Regions from separate parts of the Homo sapiens genome. Here region 2 is linked to region 1. A link is a contact called in ENCODE Hi-C or POLR2A ChIA-PET data. All regions are on one chromosome and are shown on one strand. Each heading gives the region's core, a stretch centred on a gene start or an enhancer-like site at or near the end of the contact. The rest is flanking DNA. Distances are from core to core; before and after follow the strand shown.

Region 1 (2,878 bases), core at 357-2,856:
TTGAATGTCTCTGCTTTTGGATACTTTTCTTACCATTTTACCCAAAACAGAACCATCTTCACTTTTCAAAATCTGAAAAACAAAAAAGAGAAGGTAAAATGACTGAATACTGTGGTTTGTTTTTTGATCTTTTGTTTTCATGATTATTGCTTCTCTATCAGAATAAGAATATTTACAAACTGTACTGAATGCACTATTTACAACAGTGCTTACAAGTAGTGTCTAATGTAGATATAAATTGGGTATGATATGTTCAGAACATGTGACAGGGAATCATGTCAGGCAAAATTTACTAAAAGTTTATTGGTTAGTACAGTTGTTCTTTTGAGAACAAGAACATGACAGTTTAGAGGCAAGCTGAAATTTATTTATTTATTTATTTATTTATTTATTTATTTATTTATTTGAGACAAGTCTCGCTCTGTCTTCCAGGCTGCAGTGCAGTGGCGCGATCTTGGCCCACTGCAACCTCCGCCTCCTGGGTTCAAGTAATTCTGCCTCAGCCTTCCGGGTAGCTGGGATTACAGGCATGTCCACCACGCCCAGCTAATTTTTGTATTTCTAGTAGAGACAGGGTTTTACCATGTTGGCCAAGCTGGTCTCAAACTCCTGACCTCAAGTGATCTGCCTGCTTCGGCCTCCCAAAGTGTTGGATTACAGGTGTGACTCACTGTGCCTGGCCGGCAACCTGAGATTTAGAAAAGGAATAACTATTTCTAAGGAATTCTGAAGCACGTGTCACCAGCAGTTAGCTCTAACAAGAGATTTTTATTGATTATATGTCCAGTGTAGGAGTTCATTGGATTCTTTTAGAGAAAAAGTCTAAAAAAGAAGTACTATTGCAGGGGAGAAAAGATAATAAAAGGTTTTCAAATGGATGCCCTCGAGTAGCTGTAAAATAGCCTACATATTGTGGCAAGAGATGTGGACCTTTGGGTTTTATTTGTGATAAGTTCATAAGCTTACATCTTCTGTAAAATGTCACTTTCATACTTGGTCTATAGAATTCTCTAAAATCGACAGTAAAGAATATGCTATGGTACAGAATGTTGTCTTTGATACCAACCTTTAGATAATTTACTTAAAACTTCCTAGTATGTTTTTTAAAAAATCATTTTGGGTCCCTGTTCCTAAGCTTTTTACATTCTTTGGTGTTTGCAAGCCAGAAGGACCTCTTGGAGCTGTCAAGCTCCATTCTTCTTGCTGTACATAGAAGTAGTTTTCTTTATATTTGTCCTGAATTCACTTAGGTTTCAAGACATACCTCTCATTCTAGAATTCTAAGCACTTGGACTACAGTTCTTTAGTCATCATTAGCATTTATTATCTTAACTTTGTATTAGAAGAATCATTGTTTTAGTCTACCTGTAGCCTATTTCCACTGATTTTCTTTAGTTGTGTTATTTAAATGCAATGATTATGACCTTATAAATTATTCTAAGAGGAGATGCAGAGTGGCCTTGCAGTTCAGTACTGACCATTCTGCATGAAATCCAGCACTTACAACAATGCCAGACATAGAGTATATGTGCAATAAACGTTTGAGTTAATGAATCCCTTTAGGGCAGATTGTGGTTGTAATATTTTCAGTATTAAGTGACCAAGCATTCAGTTCTGGTAGTTTAGCTAAACATTCAGGTTTCATTTGAAGCTAATAAACAGACCACTGTGCAATCCAGGAAGACCGGTTTGTTCACTTTCCCATCCAGTAGTAATTAACTTTTGTAGTTGTGTTTATATAGAGTAAAGGTCAAAGGAAAAGGTGTATTTGAAGCAGTTACAGCAATTGGTTTGCAATAGTGAAAGATTTTCAGTATGCTAATTAAAAAGGGACAATTCAAATGGGATATTATAAAATGTAAACTGTTCTTTTTGTAAACAGCTTTATTGAGGTATAATTGGCATCCAGTAAACTGCACATTTAAAGTGTACAATTTAATCAGTTCTGACACGTACACCCATGAAACTTTCACCCCAATAAGGATGATGAACATATCCATCACCCCCCAAAATTTCTTTGTATGGCTTTGTAATCCTTCCTGCATGCTCCTTTGCCCCTGTTTCCAGGCAACCACTGATCTGCTTTCTGTCTCTGTAGATTAGTTTGCTTGTTCGAGGGTTTTGTATAAGTGGAATCATGTTGTATGTACTCTTCTTTGTTTGACTTCTTTCAGTCAGCCTAATTATTTTGAGATTTGTCCATGTTGTTGAGTACATCAATAGTTCATTTCTTCTTAGACATAGTTGGTTGTGTAGATATGCCACAATTTGTATATCTGTTCACTGTTTTTGTTGTTGTTGTTGATGTGTTTACTGTTGATGGCCATTTGGGTATTTCCAGTTTTGGGCTATTACAAATAAAATCAATCTGAACATTTATATGCAAGTCTTCGTATGGACTCTGTTATCTCTTGAGTAAATACCTAGGAGTAGGATGGATGGGTGTCTGTTTAACTTTTTTTTCAGAACTGCCAAACTGTTTCCAAGTTGTCATTTCCTTTTATATTCCCAACTGCAGTACATGAGAATTCCAGTTGCTCTGTGTCTGGAATTTGGTATGGTCAGTCTTTTCACATTATTCATTCTAATAGATGTGTAGAAGTAGCTCATCGTGGTTTTAATTTGCATTTTCCTAATGACTAATGGAGTTGAGCATATTTTCATGTACTTATTTGCCAATAGTTGGTAAAGTATCAAATCTTTTATATGTTTATTGGGTTGTTTGTTTTCTTATTATTACTGAGTTTTGAGAGTTCTTTGTATACTCTGGATATAGATTATCAGATTTATGATTTGCAATATTTTATCTCAGCCTATGACTTATCTTTTCACCCTCTTAACATTCTTTCAAAGAGCAGTTCTTAATTTTGATAAAGTT
Region 2 (3,194 bases), core at 25-2,524, 400 kb after region 1:
TTTTGTTTTTTTAAGACAGGGTCTCACTATGTTACCCAGGCTGGAGTGCAGTGGCTATTCACAGGTGTGACCATAGCTCACTGGAGCCTCAAACTCCTGGACTCAAGCAACCCTCCCGAGCAGCCAGGGCTATAGGCACGTGCCACCAAGCCTGCCTACACTTGTGGATTTTATAAAGTACTCTCTACATTTCTTTCCCTAGAAAAAAATATTACCACCCTTTAGATTCTAATTCTAAAGTGCTACATCTAATACCTCTAACATAAGTAAAGTCTCATTTTAAAGCATGTCCAATGAATAAATTTGCTTCTACTGCCTTTGCATATGCTAAGATTTTGATGGAGGAAAAAAAAAGTACCTGAAAGCAGCTTTCATGGAACCCAGCTATAAAGCTCCACAAACCCCATTTTTCCAGTGAGCTCACAGATAGTACCCTGTGCCCTATGTCAGCTTAGGGCAGCAGTTAGAGGCCTTTACCAACAGAAAAGAAAAAGCCTAGCTTGCTTCTAAGGCTACATACATCCAGATCTGTTCCACCAAAATCAAATCTGTGGCAAGGAGGTCCATGGCTACAGATTCTTCTGCTATGAGGCACCCAGGGAAATAGTCCAGAGGTCTGAATTGCAAACAAAATAATTTTAACTAATATAAAAAAGACCATCTGTTCAGTAACTAATTCCCTTGAGGACATGATATGGAAGTCAACTATCCAGCTTCCACCTTTACATAGTATATAAATGAGAAGAGAAAAGCGAGCAGGTTGGGTGCAGTGGCTCACGTCTGTATCTTAACACTTTTGGATTATTTGAGCCTGCCCAGGAGTTAGAGACCAGCCTGGGCAAAACAGTAAAACCCCATCTTTACAAAAAAAAACAAAAAACAAACAAAAAAACAATAATAATAATAATAATAATAATAATAATTAGTCTGGAGTGGTGGTGTGCGCCTATAGTCCCAGCTACTTGGGACGCTGAGGTGGGAGGATCACTTGATTGCGCCACTGCACTCCAGCCTGGGACAAAGCAAGACTGTCCAAAAAAAAAAAAAAAAAAAAAAAAACAGAAAGAAAAAGAGAATGAATGTTAAAATGTAGGCAGAGGCATGAAAAATAGAAAAGAAAGTCAGCTTGCAGAGCCAAGTTTATATCTTACCCCACCCTGATGTGGTTGGCCAACAGCTGATAGAGGGCTTTTCGGTAAAGTAGGTAGAAACAAACCCCACCAACCCTCAGGTTACCAGGCAATGTGCCACCATGTTATTAAAGCCATCATGGTGAGAGTTCCTGGGCAGGCAGCCCGCTGGAATGCTGAGTCATCTGTTCCCCCGCTCACAGCTGGCCCTCCTCCCCAGCACATGCTCTGCCCACAAGCACACTCTTTGGGGAATGCATTAGGAAGCAGCTACCTGAATGTATCCTGAAAATCACAGACAAGGCACTAAACACACACCCATTGGAGCCTGTTCTGTCACAACTCAAGCCAGAGTGCAGGCATAAATCACTGCCGTTTCTGGAAAGAGCACAGGCACACCTTGCACTCAGCTCTCTAGAGGCCTTAGCTAAATGCTGTTTAGATTATTTTTAAAAAATGTGGTTTTGACTGGTTCAGGATTTAAAAGAGTTAACAAACATCATATGAGCAGAAGGCACAATGGAATGAGTGTGTACACTCTGGGGTAGACAGCTCTACTACTGGAAGGCCACATGCCTCTCTGGGCAACTGTTTTCTTATCTTTGAACTGAGATGCTTTCCACAGTTGGCTTCAGGGAAAGCATCTAAGACTGGAGTCACAACAGAGTATTCACGCATGGGGCAAGGGGTGGGGACGCTAAAGCTGAACTTTGCCTTTAGTTAAAATTACCCTTGAAACTTCTTTCTTCACACTGGAGAACATGCGTCTCTCAGTGAAGCCAACACAGCTGGTTTTTCCTCCAGGGTCAGAACACACTACTGTTTCTCCTCTAGGACATCAGAGGAAGACGATGGCTTGCATGTGAGCACCATGTTATTAAACACACATGTACACACATGTGTGAACACACATGGTTTATAACCAGCAGGAAGCTTGCTACAAGAAGAGTGTGAAAGTTGATATTCACAAGGAAGGGGCAGAATCTACATCTCCCATTTCATCTCCAACTCACTGGGATAAGGATAAATACTTTTGCTGAGTGAAGTGACAAGCAAAACCAGTCTCACACCCTAAAAAATAATTAGCCACATCAAGTACATTTGAATTCACACAAGTTTCAAAATGTTATGATGTAACTCTACTTGGTACCTAGCAAATATACGATCTAAGCCTCTGTGCCTGTCCTCTGGTCACATGTACCCAAGCTAGTTCTCTGAAGACAAGGAAGGTGTTTTAGCTATTCTATACCTCCAGTGATATTTCTTCAGGAGAGAACAGCTAATACAGCTACTTCTCTCTGCTTCCGAACAGCCCTGGGCTTGCAATTACTACAAGCCACTGAAGAACCACGGCTTAACTTCTTAGGGCATGGATTTTACCAGAGATCAGGGAGGAAAAATTAAATAATTAATCTGGCAATTTAAAACAAATTAATATTAAAGTAAAATGGACATATTGCAGAATAGCATTTTTTTAAATTGTGAGAATGGTTTAAATAAAACATAAGACGGTAGAGATATTTCACCTTCTGCCCCCCTCACCCCGCTGCGCCCCTGAGTGCTCCTATCCACGCTGCTTTGGTGTTGTTTGAGAAGAACCTCCCCCCACAGAGGCACTGATACTAGCTGAATGGATTCTCCTTTCTGGGGAATGAGAACACCAGAAAGGAAAAGAGACTTCCACCTTCTCTTCTTGGCAGCAAGGAGGTGAATGTAATGTCCACATGAGGGTAGTTTATACATGTCAATTTGTATTCTAGGTGCACAAACAACACTCAGAGAGCTGTAAGGAGTTCTCTGTGGTTAGAAGCAATTCTGAAAAGAGCTGACTCATATGAGAAAAGCGTAATGCAGTATCTATTTCTTTTAGCAAAGGTGATAGAAACGCACGTATCATGAATATGTCATGCAAGGAAAGATGAGGGCAGCCTAAGCTGAGAAGGTGTTCAAATAAATTTCCTGTTTGAAAGGGATTATGATACTGCTCTTTTCCCTACCTACCTGTGGACACAACAGAAAGGTGGGAATCCTGTCCTATAAATTCAGGTTCTGGCCCTCATTTGC

What was found. Hi-C counts contacts between places; a loop is a spot of excess contacts on that map. ChIA-PET counts read pairs that join two places held with the same protein, here RNA polymerase II (POLR2A). Pooled maps may share reads with other maps.
Region 2: a map of sigmoid colon shows a loop between it and region 1 (2.6-fold over the local background). The contact joins two enhancer-like sites. A Hi-C loop is called at or near these places in 1 of 168 maps with a recorded cell type or tissue (sigmoid colon) and 1 of 50 pooled maps. POLR2A ChIA-PET finds 5 or more read pairs at or near these places in 2 of 52 experiments (AG04450 and OCI-LY7).

Annotation. Positions count from the first base shown.
Region 1 is chr16:14,095,690-14,098,567 of GRCh38, forward strand. All of the region lies in intron 2 of MRTFB (myocardin related transcription factor B), which reads left to right. Among named protein-coding and RNA genes, the nearest start is that of MRTFB, 26 kb to the left of the region's middle. Within about 2 kb of position 1,607, at least 9 of the 41 ENCODE cell types and tissues checked have a DNase peak (open chromatin) inside an H3K27ac peak, as active enhancers do.
Region 2 is chr16:14,500,402-14,503,595 of GRCh38, forward strand. All of the region lies in intron 21 of PARN (poly(A)-specific ribonuclease), which reads right to left. Among named protein-coding and RNA genes, the nearest start is that of LINC03107, 73 kb to the left of the region's middle. RefSeq lists enhancers at 1,151-1,445, 1,171-1,465. Within about 2 kb of position 1,275, at least 32 of the 41 ENCODE cell types and tissues checked have a DNase peak (open chromatin) inside an H3K27ac peak, as active enhancers do.